Regions from separate parts of the Mus musculus genome. Here region 2 is linked to region 1. A link is a loop called in an ENCODE intact Hi-C map of the cell type or tissue named here. Cell type or tissue: left cerebral cortex. All regions are shown on one strand. Each heading gives the region's core, and the rest is flanking DNA. Links, peaks and the distances in the headings are about the cores only.

Evidence for each region. A loop is a pair of places that touch in the nucleus more often than their neighbours do. Peaks named below come from ENCODE experiments on the same cell type or tissue, not always from the same donor. Only the 100,000 strongest peaks of a DNase experiment are listed, where the experiment ranks them.
Region 2: it touches region 1 in a loop (4-fold over the local background); 19 of 42 quality-filtered maps call a loop at or near these places.

Annotation. Positions count from the first base shown.
Region 1 is chr8:124,892,870-124,900,396 of GRCm38, reverse strand. It overlaps Exoc8 (exocyst complex component 8), which reads left to right and starts at 2,692. Exons shown (of 1, transcript NM_198103.2): 1 at 2,692-7,527. The coding sequence starts at 2,771. The coding sequence ends at 4,921. It overlaps Sprtn (SprT-like N-terminal domain), which reads right to left and starts at 2,503. Exons shown (of 5, transcript NM_001111141.2): 1 at 2,016-2,503; 2 at 1,222-1,321; 3 at 62-190. The coding sequence starts at 2,239. In left cerebral cortex, for the core only: CTCF peaks have their summits at 3,444 and 3,647; DNase peaks (open chromatin) are centred at 2,608, 3,505 and 5,762; H3K4me3 peaks cover 3,076 bases; H3K27ac peaks cover 2,053 bases.
Region 2 is chr8:125,030,752-125,038,278 of GRCm38, reverse strand. It overlaps Tsnax (translin-associated factor X), which reads right to left. Exons shown (of 6, transcript NM_016909.3): 6 at 4,071-5,782. The coding sequence ends at 5,405. Among named protein-coding and RNA genes, the nearest start is that of Disc1, 20 kb to the left of the region's middle. In left cerebral cortex, for the core only: a CTCF peak has its summit at 3,451 (motif pointing right); a DNase peak (open chromatin) is centred at 3,456.

The DNA of each region.
Region 1 (7,527 bases), core at 789-5,788:
CTGGGCTAGACAGTAAAACCCTGATCTTGCTTGCTCCCCACACCTGTGTGGCTCAGTATACCGTTATGTTGGCTCCTGTCAGTTGGTTGATTCGATGCATATGTTTACAGAACTCTGGGCCGTGTCCTTCCCGGTCTTTATCATTATTAGTGACAAATAAGTAGGCATGTATCATTTCATGCAAAAGAGTCTGAAACAGAAAACCAGCGTATTAATTTTCTAGGGCATGTCTAAAGATAAAAGGAATTCTCTTTCTTTTTTTTTTTGGTCTTTTGAGACAGGGTTTCTCTGTGTAGCCCTGGCTATCCTGGAACTCACTCTGTAGACCAGGCTGGCCTTGAACTCAGAAATCCGCCTGCCTCTGCCTCCCAAGTGCTGGGATTAAAGGTTTCTGCCACCACGCCCGGCATGAATTCTCTTTCTTAACCTGCAGTCCTATCCTTCTGCAGACCCAAGTACAAACCTTTACATATAATATTCCAAGCTCTGCAGAACCCAGTCAACAATCCCCTTCACAGAATTAACATTTTTCACAAAGGCCCATTTAACTTAACCAACCCAAACCCAAAAGGTCAGTGAATCCAACCACACAAAACTTTAAAATCCTGATAGTGAAAACTCTACAATCCAGACTCCAGGTGCCGAACCGGAAATGCCAACACTGAAAGAGCCGACAGCCTGGTGCGTACCCGTGATGGCAAATCTCAAGATGGAGGCAGAAAGCTCAGGCGTTTGAGATCAGCTCACCATCAACCCCTCTAAAAATAGCTGGGTATGGGCATGACAGCTCACTGGGGAAGCTGAAGCAAGAGAAGCATAAAGACCAGGGCCAACCTAAGGAACAGAGACTCTTGTCTCTTAAAATCAACAAAATAACCTGGCCAGGAATGGTGGTGCACAGCTGTAAACCCTTGGGTAGAGGCAAGAGGATCTTGTGGTTGAAGCCAGTATGGGCTGCTATCAAGAACCCATCTCTAGCCGGGTGGTGGTGGCACACGCCCTTAATCCCAGCACTTGGGAGGCAGAGGCAGGCGGATTTCTGAGTTCGAGGCCAGCCCAGTCTACAGAGTGAGTTCCAGGACAGCCAGGACTACACAGAGAAACCCTGTCTCGAAAAACAAACAAACAAACAAACAAAGAACCCATCTCTTAAAAATAAATAAATAAATAAATAAATCCTGCAAATCAACTTGTTGAGAATCAGGCTTATGCAAAGAATACCTCTACAAGGTCCTTTCTTGGTCTCAGTTTTAACAGGGGCTCACTGAGACGGATGGAGCACATGCCTCCTCTCCCTTCATAGGTGCAGATCCCAGCACACCTGGAAAACAGTCACAACAATGGATTAGGGTCAACGAATACAGAGGAGACAGAACAAAAAGCAAACCTTAGTCTGGCATGGTGGTGCAGGCCTTTAATCCCAGCACGTGGAAGGCAGATGCAGGAGGATCTCCGAGTTCCAGGCCAGCCTGGTCTACAGAGTATGTTCCAGGACAGCCACAGATACATAGTGAGGCCCTCTCCCCTCTCCCCACAAAAAAGGGGGTGGGGGTGGGCAGCAAATCCCTAACAGTTCTTGGGCAAGAACTGTTTCACAAGAAAACGTCCCTGATGGGAGGATGGCTTTCCTGAGTGGGTCACTTGGCTTCAGAGAGTTAACACTTGCTAACCCTCACCCACTGTCACCCTCTCCCCTCCGCACAGGCATACATGGGCACTTCTCCCAAAACAGTCACAGGGCTGGTATGAGGTTAGAAGTACACTACGTCTTAGCCTGCTTTACCTCAAGCTGCTATGTGACAGTGTATGTGCGGGGCAGATTACTATCTCGAATAGGATTTCTCAAACTCTGATAAGGGATCCGGCTGGTTCATCACTGAGGGACGTTGGGCCCGGGACTGGGGAGTGGGCACGTTTCCCGGCGACCTCTCCCTGCGCCGCGAGGCGGGGACACCAACGACAATTTAGCGGCCTGGCCCTTCCCGACGTTCCGAGCCGTTCGCGGACGCACTCACAGGGTCATGCGCACACTCCACTTCACCTCCACCGCCTCCAGCTGACCCCAGAAGAAGCGATCGTTAAACTGCAGGAAGAGCGCCTGCAGGTCTGGGGTGGGGTCCACCAGCTCCCAGGACGCGTCCACCAACGACACGGGCTCCCGCGCCGCCGCCGCGCGCCGCGCCATCTGCACGTCCCACTCCTCCTGCAGCCGCAACGCGACCACCAGATCCTCGTCCATCCCGCTACTCCCACCTCGGCCGCTCCCAAGACGCCGGTCGGGCTCGTGCGGCGCACGGATCTCGCGAGGCCTCCCGGCCCTGCTGTCAGGGCGCGCGGGCTAGCCTCGAACGCCTAACCGAAGGTGGCTCGGCGCTGCCCCGCGGGCACAGGCTTAGGAACGCTGGGCTCGGGCTGGGGACGGCTTTAGGCAGCCGGTTGTCTCCTGACAGCCGCTGAGGTCCGGCGACACACGTCAAGTCTGGTCCGTGCCGGACCCTCCTCTGACTTCCGTGCTGGCTCGTCCGCGCACGCGCCTTAAGACGCTGCCGTTTCCGCGCAGGCGCATTGTCCGCACTCCGCCCCGGGCGCAGGCGCAGTGCGAGCGGCTCGACTCTGGCACAGGCGCAATGCAGCGCTCGGCTCCGGCGCAGGCGTTTGGGTGTTGCTCCCGCCCCGCTTCCTCCGCTGCCTTCTCCACCGGGCTCGGGTGGGGCCCGGAGGCGGCGAGTAACAGCCACTGCGGGCCGCGGGAGCAAGACGAGTGGCAGCCATGTCGGACAGCGGGGCGAGCCGCCTGCGGAGGCAGCTGGAGTCGGGGGGCTTCGAGGCGCGGCTGTACGTGAAGCAACTGTCGCAGCAGTCGGACGGCGACCGCGACCTGCAGGAGCACCGGCAGCGGGTGCAGGCGCTGGCAGAGGAGACGGCACAGAACCTGAAGCGCAACGTCTACCAGAACTACCGGCAGTTCATCGAGACGGCGCGGGAGATCTCCTACCTGGAGAGCGAAATGTACCAGCTGAGCCACCTGCTGACTGAGCAGAAGAGCAGCCTGGAGAGCATCCCGCTGGCACTGCTGCCCGCCGCCGCCGCGGGCGCCTCTGCGGGTGAGGACACGGCCGGCGCGGGGCCGCGGGAGCGCGGGGCGGTCCAGGCGGGCTTCCTGCCCGGGCCGGCGGGCGTCCCTCGAGAGGGTTCCGGGACGGGCGAGGAGGGCAAGCAGCGAACGCTCACCACGCTGCTGGAGAAGGTGGAGGGCTGCAGGGACCTGTTGGAGACGCCAGGTCAGTACCTGGTGTACAACGGGGACCTGGTGGAATACGATGCGGACCACATGGCCCAGCTGCAGCGCGTGCACGGCTTCCTCATGAACGACTGTCTGCTGGTGGCCACCTGGCTGCCACAACGGCGAGGCATGTACCGCTACAACGCACTCTACCCGCTGGACCGCCTGGCGGTGGTCAACGTCAAAGACAATCCGCCCATGAAAGACATGTTCAAGCTTCTCATGTTCCCCGAGAGCCGAATCTTCCAGGCGGAAAATGCCAAGATCAAGCGCGAGTGGCTGGAAGTGCTGGAGGAAACCAAGAGGGCCCTCAGCGACAAGAGGAGGCGGGAGCAGGAGGAGGCAGCAGCCCCGCGTGCGCCACCACCGGTCACTTCCAAGGGCAGCAACCCGTTTGAGGACGAGGATGATGAAGAACTGGCCACCCCTGAGGCGGAGGAGGAAAAGGTTGACCTTTCCATGGAGTGGATCCAAGAGCTGCCGGAAGACTTGGATGTTTGTATTGCACAGAGGGACTTTGAGGGTGCCGTGGACTTGCTGGACAAATTAAATCACTACCTGGAAGATAAGCCCAGCCCACCTCCTGTGAAAGAGCTGAGGGCCAAAGTGGACGAACGAGTGCGACAGCTCACCGAGGTGCTTGTGTTTGAGCTCTCCCCGGATCGCTCTCTGAGAGGCGGCCCCAAGGCTACTCGGAGAGCCGTGTCTCAGCTGATCCGGCTGGGCCAGTGCACGAAGGCTTGCGAGCTGTTTCTGAGGAACAGGGCCGCAGCCGTGCACACTGCCATCCGCCAGCTCAGGATTGAGGGCGCCACGCTGCTCTACATTCACAAGCTGTGCCACGTCTTCTTTACCAGCCTCCTAGAGACCGCGAGAGAGTTTGAGACGGACTTTGCAGGCACTGACAGTGGCTGCTACTCTGCCTTTGTGGTCTGGGCAAGGTCGGCCATGGGCATGTTCGTGGATGCTTTCAGCAAGCAGGTTTTTGACAGCAAGGAGAGCCTGTCCACCGCTGCTGAGTGTGTGAAGGTGGCCAAGGAGCACTGCCAGCAGCTGGGAGAGATTGGGCTGGACCTCACCTTCATCATCCACGCCCTGCTGGTGAAGGACATCCAGGGCGCCCTGCACAGTTACAAGGAGATTATCATTGAAGCCACCAAGCACCGAAACTCGGAGGAGATGTGGCGCCGCATGAACCTGATGACTCCTGAGGCCCTGGGCAAGCTCAAGGAGGAGATGAAAAGTTGCGGGGTCAGTAACTTTGAGCAGTACACGGGAGATGACTGCTGGGTGAACTTGAGCTACACGGTGGTAGCCTTCACCAAGCAGACTATGGGCTTCCTGGAGGAGGCATTGAAACTGTACTTCCCTGAGCTCCACATGGTGCTCCTGGAGAGCCTGGTAGAAATCATCCTGGTGGCTGTGCAGCATGTGGACTACAGCCTGCGCTGTGAGCAGGACCCCGAGAAGAAGGCCTTCATCAGGCAGAACGCATCCTTTCTCTATGAAACTGTCCTCCCGGTGGTGGAGAGGAGGTTTGAGGAAGGTGTGGGGAAGCCCGCCAAGCAGCTGCAGGACCTCCGGAACGCATCCCGGCTCCTGCGGGTGAATCCCGAGAGCACGACTTCTGTGGTCTGAGGCTCTGCTCTGTGTCTTTGTGTGTGTACGTGTACACGTGCTACAGATGCGTCATTTGTATTTACATTACACAATGTCAGCACATTCCTCAGAGACACAGACAGCATATAAAAGTGCCCTCTGAAAAATGCAGTCAAAAGGAGAAAGATAATGTGTTAAGCATCACATACAACCCCCCAATACTGGGACTGTCAAGAGCACATACCATGTCTTGCTCTGTTTTTTAATAATTCTTTAAGTAGAGTGTATGGTCACACCAGAACATTTCAGGCTACTCTTTAACTTGAAAGACACTTCTCACGTTAGCACATCTAGGAGCAGTGCACTTCCATGCTGCCTAGAAAAATATTAGGTCCACAGGGTTTAAGTATGTTGTAAAACATTCCAAGTCAACAAAATGGCTTCGTAATGGTCAGTGCTGTGTGACACACCTGTGTCCTGTACTGAGACAGATCAACATGAAAAGAAATGAGTTGGGAAAACTGGTTTGGGATAAATTTCAATATGTGGGCCTCAGGTCTGTCAGTATTTGTAGCATGTGGAAGGAAGCCTTTATAAAACTTTGCAGGCATCCAAAAGTCACTGAAAAGTAGCATGTTCCATGGCTAATTGGATGCATCTTTTTGGGGGAGGTGGGAGAATCACAAGGACTACGTTGAATTTTTAACATATTCCAGAACTGAATGGATTTGCTGCTGCAGCGTGTTTTGCCATGTTCAGGAAGTAAGTCTTGCTGAAAAGCCACACCAAGGATCCTAGCAGTAGGCGGGTAAGTGACTCCAGCCCCTGCAGACACTTCACCACCAGCCTGGGTTTGGAGGCACTGAGACTTCTGGCAAATGCAGAACTCCCTGTCTGAGAAGAGTTCAGGCTGTGTGTAGGTTAGGAGTTTTAAAAAAAAGAATGCAATGTCACTCCTTAAGAATGCCAGAGATTTGGTTTTGGTCATTTTGTTTTCTTGAGATAAGTTTCAGCCCAGACTGGTTTTGGGCTGGTGCTGTAACCAAGGATGACCTTGAATTTCTAATCCTGACTCCACATCCCAAGGGCTGGGATTACAGGAATGTGCCATAATGCTATTTATGCTGTGTTGGAGAAAAAAAACCCTGGCTTTCTCATACTAGGCAAGCACCCTACCCACTGCTACACCTGCTGCCCTGATGGTTTTTGAAACTTAGTAACTGAGTAGAGATGCACATACCTCAAGCACAGGGAAGGGACCTTCTGTGACTCTTCAAATGCTGTGCTGCATTTTAAAAAACAAGAGCCTGGCATGCTGGTGCACACTTTTAATCAGAGCACTGGGAGGCAGGAGCAAGCGGATCTCTGAGTTCAAGGCCAGCCTGATCAACAAGGTGAATTTCAGGACAGCCAGGGATCTGTAGAGACCCTGCCTTAAAAACAACTTTTAAGAGAATTCCAGATTGTAATACTTACTTCAGGTTGTTGAGTAGGGATAGGTGGGTAGGTGGAGCCCCTAAGCTTTTATTTTTTTTTCTTTTTCTTTTTTTGGTTTTTTTTTTGTTTTTTTGTTTTGTTTTTTGTTTTTTCAAGGGTTTCTCTGTATAGCCTTGGCTGTACTGAAACTCACTCTGTAGACCAGGCTATCCTTGAACTCAGAAATCCTCCTGCCTCTGCCTCTGCCTCCCAAGTGCTGGGATCAAAGGCATGCGCCACCATGCCCGGCTTGCCCCTGATTTCTAAAGTGAGCTCTGCTCTGATCACTTAATGTCCTGTTAGAATGTGGGTGCTGAAACCCATTTTCCCACTAGCTTGTAGCTGTGGGTTTTGTCAACGATGCCATGTTTTTATGTCCATTGGGTCTAAAGGCTATTTCTTGTCTCTTGAATAAAAGAGGTAGTAGTAAGCCATAAAATGATGTAAAACCCTAAATGGCTTCTGCAGTGATTCAGGGTTGTTAAGACTCCTCAGCTTCATTAACTCATCAGGCCAGCAGTTTCTCTGTCTTTTTCTAGCTCTCCATGCATAGAAAGATCGCAGAGGTCACCACTGCAGCCTTCCACTTTCCCATGTTAGGGTTTGTTGATTTAAATCAACAATGAAGACCAAGCGGGTCTTGAACTCACAGAGGTCATCCTGCCTCTGCCTCCTGAGTGCTGGGATTAAATTATGCTCCACTATGCCTTGCTAAGTTAGAGTTTTCTACATAACCATAACTGGATGTCCCAGCCAAACAAATGTACTCATTTCTCTTAAGCTCACTGGACTTGGATTTGATGAAATTGTGTGGCTGCGATGCCGATTTGGTGCCACTTGGAATTTAATAGATAAACCGTGCATAAGGCCTCGAGGTGTAAGAAGGCTAACATGTTTCCCCACATAATAAATGGCTGTATCTTTATGGAAATGGAAGTAGAGAACTTTATTCTGCTAAGAACGGGCTAATGTGTTCCTCTGTGTAGCTGAGGGAATGCAGTCTGGGAAATCTGCAGGAAGCTTGAAGGATTGTCTAGCAGTGGTAGTTCCACACATGCTGACGTGCTGTGACATTAACCACCTTTTGTTTGCTTTAAAACTAACTGCATAGACCAGGAATCACAGACTGGGTTAATTTCAGTTAGAGAATTCAGCCTCTGATGAGAGCC
Region 2 (7,527 bases), core at 872-5,871, 140 kb before region 1:
AGCAATAACTATTTCTGTGTACAACTGTGCGTGTGCATACATATTTTACATGTATCTAGGATATGTCAATGCAGACAGTATATATGTGTCAGGGTGAAGGAGGACGATCTAATCAGAAAACTACTGGAAAGAGGGCAGACTTCTGGGATAATGGGGGATGAGAGCAGCCTCCAGAGACGCCGTAAGTGAGAAGAATCAGGTTAACGACAGTCTATTGTGAAGACTCAGAAACAAGCTCTGTCTGTCATCATGATAACGTGTCTCATTAAGGTATGTGTGCGTATGTATATCTGCATGTTTATAGCATGTATGTTAAGTGTGTATGTGCATATCTGTGTCTATGTACATCTACCAATGTGTAAATGTGTATCTGTATGTCTGTGTATACAAATGTGTAAATGTGTATGTGCCTGTATCTATGTATTTGTGTGTGTATTTGTGTGTGTGTTTCAAAATCTCAATATCCTCCATAACTTTCCCACCCGTGATGCTGACTTTCTTACACAGGTCTTGCGGTGACATCCTGCTTTCATCTGTTTGTATCCTCTTTGAAGTCACTGACCTTTATTCAAGTTGGCTATTGATTTCTTTGGCATTTCAACTAGGAACCGAGGACTGAGCTCAACAGTATGCAGACAGAGAGGGTCCTGTGCTCCACAGGGTGCAGATGGTCAGTATGAGGTCAGATAAGCTGTTTTCTGCATGTGGCCATCCCAACGTGAAGATGGGAAACAGAATGGTGCGGCCTGAACCCATTCTCTCACATCTACGCGGCCTTCTTGAACATCAGATCTTGGCCCACTTGATACAGGGACACTAAAGTCCTGAAATCTACACCTTCCTGGTTATGCCTAAGACCAGTTGTATTTCTAGTCTGACAAGGGCAGCCTGCTGTCATGCTCACTTAGGAAAACAGAGCGCACTTTGGGTAGCCCGCTCAGGAAAGGACTTAACACAGGTGCTTCCAAACAGTGGAAGGGCTGGAGGAAGGGAAGGCTGGGATCGCAGCCAGCAAGGGCAGGAAGTCGGGGGGTTGCAGAAATTGCAGGAAGCCCAGGTCATAACCTCTGCTGCCTGCAGCCTGAGCAGGTGAGCGGCAGAACAGAGAGGCTCCTGCGAACCCTCACGTATGCCATCTGCTCATGCCAGCCTTTGCTGGTCATCTGGGGTCCCTTTGTTCCAATGCAGGTGGAACACTGAAGGCAAGCAAGTCACACAGCTGTGTCCCCAAGACTCCAGCCCCTTTGCAGGAACTACAAGGGGCTAAAACCAACCAACAGACACCACCGTACAGTCTAGCAATTTGGTCTTTTGTGCTCACACACTTGGTGCACAGTGGAACTTCTAAATATACTGTGTTTACACATGAGGTTTGCACCTGTCCTTGATGCCATGGGTGAGAAAGGGGGACAAGAAGGAGATCTCTACCTGATAGGTCCATTGCTATGGTGCCCACTCCTTCAAGGCAATAGTTTGCCTTTGACATCCAACAATTTGAAGTCTAAATGAAAACACCATACCCTATGACAGAGTTAAGAGGAGGAAAACACACACACACACACCCCTAATTTATAAAATATATACATTACAAAGAGAGGGGGAAATGTGCTATTCCTAAAGCCCTGTTTCCTGAGCAACTCTTAAGGTAATTATTAGAGCTCACAGTGCGTCCCTCACCTACCCCATGATCACAGCCCCAAAGCGTTGATTCTAAGTAGGGTAACCCAGCTCTTCCTTCCTGACGGATCCCTGCCATCAGGATCCTGCCATTTGGAGTGGCTGTTCTTTAGTCACACACACATGGACGTACTAATAGGTGTCCCAGAGAAACGCTTTGTGTGTGCACATGCAAGTGTGATTGTATATGTGTTATGTGTTTTATGAACACATGCCTGTGTTAAGCAGACAAGGCAGGCAGAGAATGGAAGTTGTTCTTGGACTCAGTGTTTCATGTTCCCTGGGCGTTGTTCTGTCATGGTTTTGGTTTTGGTTTCTTGGTTTTCTGAACTTAGGGCCTTGCACGTGCTAAGCAATAGCTCTACCTGGGCTATTTCCTCGGTCTCACAATATTTAATTAATCTCCATTTGTGCTCTTAACTGCTGCACCAGCTCGCCAGCTCTCCACTGCTCCTGCCATCATGCTTTTTAAAGCAACACACACAATAGGAAGGATGCAACTTTGTTTTTCTAGATTACTGAGAAAAGTTACAAATTAAGACTTCTTCCAGAAAACAAAAACAAAAACCTTTAACCTGAATGCTGAGATGGCACAGAGCTGGCCCTCACTTGACCCACATTTTGAGAGGTGTCAAGGGGCAGTGTTGCTGTTTGTGTACAGTTTGCTTATAAACCCAGGTGACACCACTAGCAGGTGCTTATTTTATGGGATCCTGTACAATATGTCCCTGACCATCATGATGGTAAATTATGAACTACAAAGCACATTTCTACTGAAACATAGACTCTGTATATCCAGGGAATAACCAGTTTCTAATCTCCAAATTAAAAAGTGATCCTGTTAATGGAGCAAAGGACACAATGGGAGACATTTGCTCAGTGGGATTTACATGTCTTAAAAAATATAAGACTGGACATGGCTGTGTAAAACCCCATAGGCTGGAAGGCTATGAGTTTGTGGCCAGCCTGGACTACATAGGCCACTACATGCACATGTATGTACATATGCACCTGCATGCACACACGTACACACACACACACACACATGTACACGCGCACACATGCGCGCGCGCACACACCCCATTTATTAGCATTTTTCCTTTGAGCTGTTCTATAATTATTGGATTGAACTTATTATAAAATGCTATTCTCTGTTTGCAGCTAAATAAAGATTAGGTCTATTGTATCTGCTCTCAGAGACCAATCAGATTCTCTCTTGGGTCCTGTTTGCATGGGATATCTATTTTCCACCCTTTCACTTCAATCCACTTGTCTTCCACTCTAACGTGAGTCTCTTTAGACAGAAAGGAGTGTGGAGCCATTCTGCCAATCTCTCACTTAAGTGTCGATCTCCTTTGAGGGTGACCAAGACTCCCAGGTTCTCTGTGAACACCACGCATTTAAGAGGCACAAGAAATCACAACTGAAAAGAAATAATCCACTTTCATTTCAAAATTCAGTCACCCACTTGCCATGAGAGCCTGACTTGCTTTCTCCTATTTTTTTTTAATTACGTTTCTATTTATTTAGTTTGCAGTGGGGAAGGGCTTGCCATAGGGCCCCGTGACCAGTCTCTCTCTTCCTACCGTGTGGGCTTCAGGGATGCTGGTTGTGAGGTTCCATTCTGCCAGCCCTTGAACCAGTTCCTTTTTGTGATAAACAGAAAGGCCACCAAAGCAGATGGTGCTGTCACACACAATTTAGACTGAGCCCTCAAGCCGCCCACTGCACAAAGAACACAGCAGGGGCAGTGGTGCTCGGTCGCCTGCAGGGGGCGCTGCTAATTATGCCACAGGCCATTTCTGTGCTCCTCTGACAGCCTGGCTTTCTAGTGTTTCCCTGTTAGCCCTGGACGGGGTGGGATGAGGTATCTGAGTCTGAGTCTGAGTCCGAGTGCTGTGAAGGATGTCTTTCTTGTGAGCAGATGGAGCTCATTTTAACCTGAGAGAACACAAGGACGTCCACTTCTGGAGCATCCCTACCATATCTGAAACCAGGCAACCCGGGGAGGCACTGAGAGAGGATGCAGACCACAGAGACACAAGGGAAGTCCCTGACTACATTTCAGGTTGAGTCATACCACTAGGACATCTTGTCTCGGGGCTTAAGGGAGGAAAAATAGACCTCCACATTACCCGAGCCAATCTTAAATGTCCCATTTTACCCAAAAATCACATTACTGATTCACTATATATTTCTAAATACCATCAAAACACCAGGCTCTGGGAGTCACGAGGTGGCCTCGCCGGATGAAAAAGGCCCTTATCCCAACCTGACACCCACCAGTGTCCCCGTCACCCACAGTGCAAGGAACAGACCCGTCTGCACAAGCTGTGTCTGACCTCTGCCCACCACGCCCACCACGCCCACAATACACAATGGAGCTTAAAAGCTTAACCAGAGGGCTGCTGTATTTTAATATTTTATTTAAAGTTTGCTTTAAATTTCTGTAAAACATTCTTCAATCCATTATTTTAACATTATAAATTCCACTTGAAGTAGCTGAAAAAAACCAGACAGACAGAGCAGGTACCAGGACTGACTACAGCTCAGGAGTCCATCTTACTACAGGAAGGCGAAGCCTCATCACCACCAGGACAACAAGTCTAACTTACCAGGCATGTACACACTTTATTTTACTTTTGGTGAGACTTTTTGGAAAATTACACTTTCAAAGAACCAGCCTTACAAATAGATATTCTTTCCAAAAATAAAGCCCAGTATCTAAGTTGTGAAAAGTCACAGAACTCGTTGAAAGCATGTGGCGTTGACAGCCGCAGGCCACGCTCAAGCCAGGCTCTCACCACAGATGACTCTGACTGACTGGGGAGATGAACCCACGCCCGACGCTCCCTCCAGTGTTGGCCATCGTCTTATTGCTGAATTACTCACAATTCTTTTTCTTTGGCAACATCGCTAGCTCACACCAAGGGCAGGGTCAAGGCTTGGGTTGTCAGCACTGGGAGCACTGTGGCTGCTCCTCTGGGGTCCCAGGACGGCTGGGGTAGACAAGTGCACCACACCTAACACACGACAAAGGGCCTGGCTGCTCACAACCTACACACGAGTGTGGAGTCAGTTACTCAGCGTCACCAGTGATGACCAGTGTCAGCTCCTTCCTTCCCACATCGGTGAGAAAGGAAAAGACAACGTGGGAAAGTGAACATCCAGATACCCATCAACTCTTCAGGAAAACTGCTTCCTACGAATTCAAAACGACCTAAACTTGACCAGAATTTTAAGTGAATTCTCATTATACCACCACCAAAACTTGCACTTAGAAAACACTGATAACTTCCATATTTAAACTGCTGTTTCACGTACTGAGCCACGTTAAAGGCCTGCCATGATCCTGCTGAGGAACGTAGGCACGCAGGAAGCTTCTCCACACTTTTCCCTCCATAGACAGAATCACCCACTTAAGAGACTTCCTTCCACCCAAAATGTCACTCCAAGTTCAAAGTGAACTAAAGTAGGTGTGGCAGAAAGTGCAATCGGAAGCACGTTCACACAACAATAGAGCGAGCACATATACAAACACTGTATGCAAATGCGCGGGAGTGTAAGAAACAACCTCCCTGTGGACAAACTTATATACAGCTGTTTACAACTTCAAACTAGTACAACTTGGAACGTCTACAGAAGCCACAATAAACTCAGATGCACACTCAGAACAGTCTCACCAACTGGTCGCCCAGGAGCTCCTTAGAGAGCAGAGTGGGGCTGCTTAAGAAATGCTCTCTTCCTGATCAATCATGTCTGTTTTAACTGAAAACACATCTGCCAGCATGTGCTTAGGAATCTCAGAACCCCGGACTTTAAGGGCATAGCAAGCGTTCTCCACTTTGGCCAGGCTCTGTTTCAAGGTGTACAGCTTCTTAGAGACCTCATAGGGCCCAGTGTTGCCAATGAACGAGAACCCATCGTAAACCTGGCGTAAAAACTGGCTCACTTCAAAGGGGGTGTCGATGTCCCCGTTCCCCACACTGTTAATACACATCCGCATCAACTCTCCAGTTAGGTCGGCCACGCCCAGCAGGTAGTCAACAGGGGTGAGCTTCAGTCTCCATGTAACCAGCTGCTTCTCTTGTCCTTCCGCGGGAGGCTGGGAAAAGACAAACAAGAAAGCCACAGACACAAAGGAAACACTGTGATAGAGTGAATGTACCAGCATCACAACCATAAAGTACTCAAGTCAACAGCGCGCAGGCACAGGTCCTTCCATGAGTTAACTACGTGGCAGGGCACAGGAATCCACCATACGCTGGGTAAGGGGCCGAGCCAAGTGGCTTGGGTGTGTTGGAATAATCAAATACCAACAATGTAAGGCCAGCAGTGTCCAAGTTCACCTGCCAAGCACAGCAGACGAGGGCTAAGGGATTCTTGCCCCGACTATGTGACAATCACTATCAATCAGCAGTTACAACCCCTCCTTGTTCAGCCGGCATCTCCTTCCCTACTCTGCACTGCCCAGTTTGCCTCCATCTCCTCATCCTGTCAGTGCTGAGGCCTCCATGTCTGCTCGACACCGAGGAACAGTTACCACAGCTGTCTCCAGACTGTGGAGTCTGGTCTGCCACAAGGTACTCACCAGTCATCTTAGTCAGGCTGCAGTGGATTTCCTTATTATTTTATGTGTATGCATATTGTGCGTTCATGTATGTCTGTGAACCAGGTTCATGCCTAGAGCCTGTGGAGTCCAGAAGAAGGCATTAGAGCCCCTGGAACTGGAGTTACAGATGGCTGTGAATCTCCATGTGGGAGCTAGGAACTCAACTTTGAAAACCCAGCCTGTTCCATCTCTCCAGGCCCCTCCTCAAACACTGCAGTTCTTCCTCCCATGCCTTTCAGTGCAGCTTCTTCAAACACTATTCCAAGTTTTGGGAACTCTTTTCTGTGCCCTACTCAATCCCCAAACTCTTCAGTTTCAGGAAACAATCCAACTTACTTTGCAGATCAAGTTATCTGCCAATCACATTGCACTGCCTAAGTGGTTGTTATCTTTACTACCAAAGCAACCTCACCCTATTACAGCCAAGCCATTCTTCACCTCATTTGTACTACAGCCACGCCCATCTTCCCCTCATCTGTACTATAGCCACGCCCATCTTCACCTCATCCGCACTACAGCCACGCCCATCTTCACCTTCTATCCTCCAGTGTCAAAAGACAAATTATCTTTCTGCTTGTGTGAACTTAACTCCCAAATGACCTTGCCTCTCCTCCCACCTCTCCCAGGACTTTGCTTCATAAGGTGCTTGCCTCTTGGCAAGGTTTTTATCTCTCTAACCCTCGTTTCCTCCTCTGTAAACAGGATTATGTTAGCTACCACAGAACTCTTTTTTATGGATTAAGTAAGACAATATTCATTAAATTGCATAGCGTGCAACCCAAGAACACACCACCGCCGTCATGTGCACCTCTCTCCATCAGGCTCTTTCTAGCAGCGAGGCGTGAGTTGTGAGCACTGTGTGCGTGTGCGGAATGCGGCTAGGTGAAGCTCTAAGCACGTTCTGGGCAGTGGGCCTGCAAAGGCATCCAGGAAAGAACCATGCAGTGTCTGGGAGCCATGAGGCCGTGTTAGAGTAGCACAGGCTGAGGCTGAGACTGAGAGACAGGCAGGCCGCAGACCACACACAGAAATCTGCACTGCACTTCCAGGTTGTGGGGTCTCTGAGAATTAATTAAGGAAGTGGCAGGGTGGACTTTCATTCTTACTTGGGCTGCTGTGCATCCCCAACACAAACATTGATCCTGCTCAAGACCCTTCAGAGACACTGAGGCCCAACAGTCCATGAGGAGAATCAAGGCCTGATGCATAGCAGGGGCCAAAGAGCTGCTTAAGGGCAG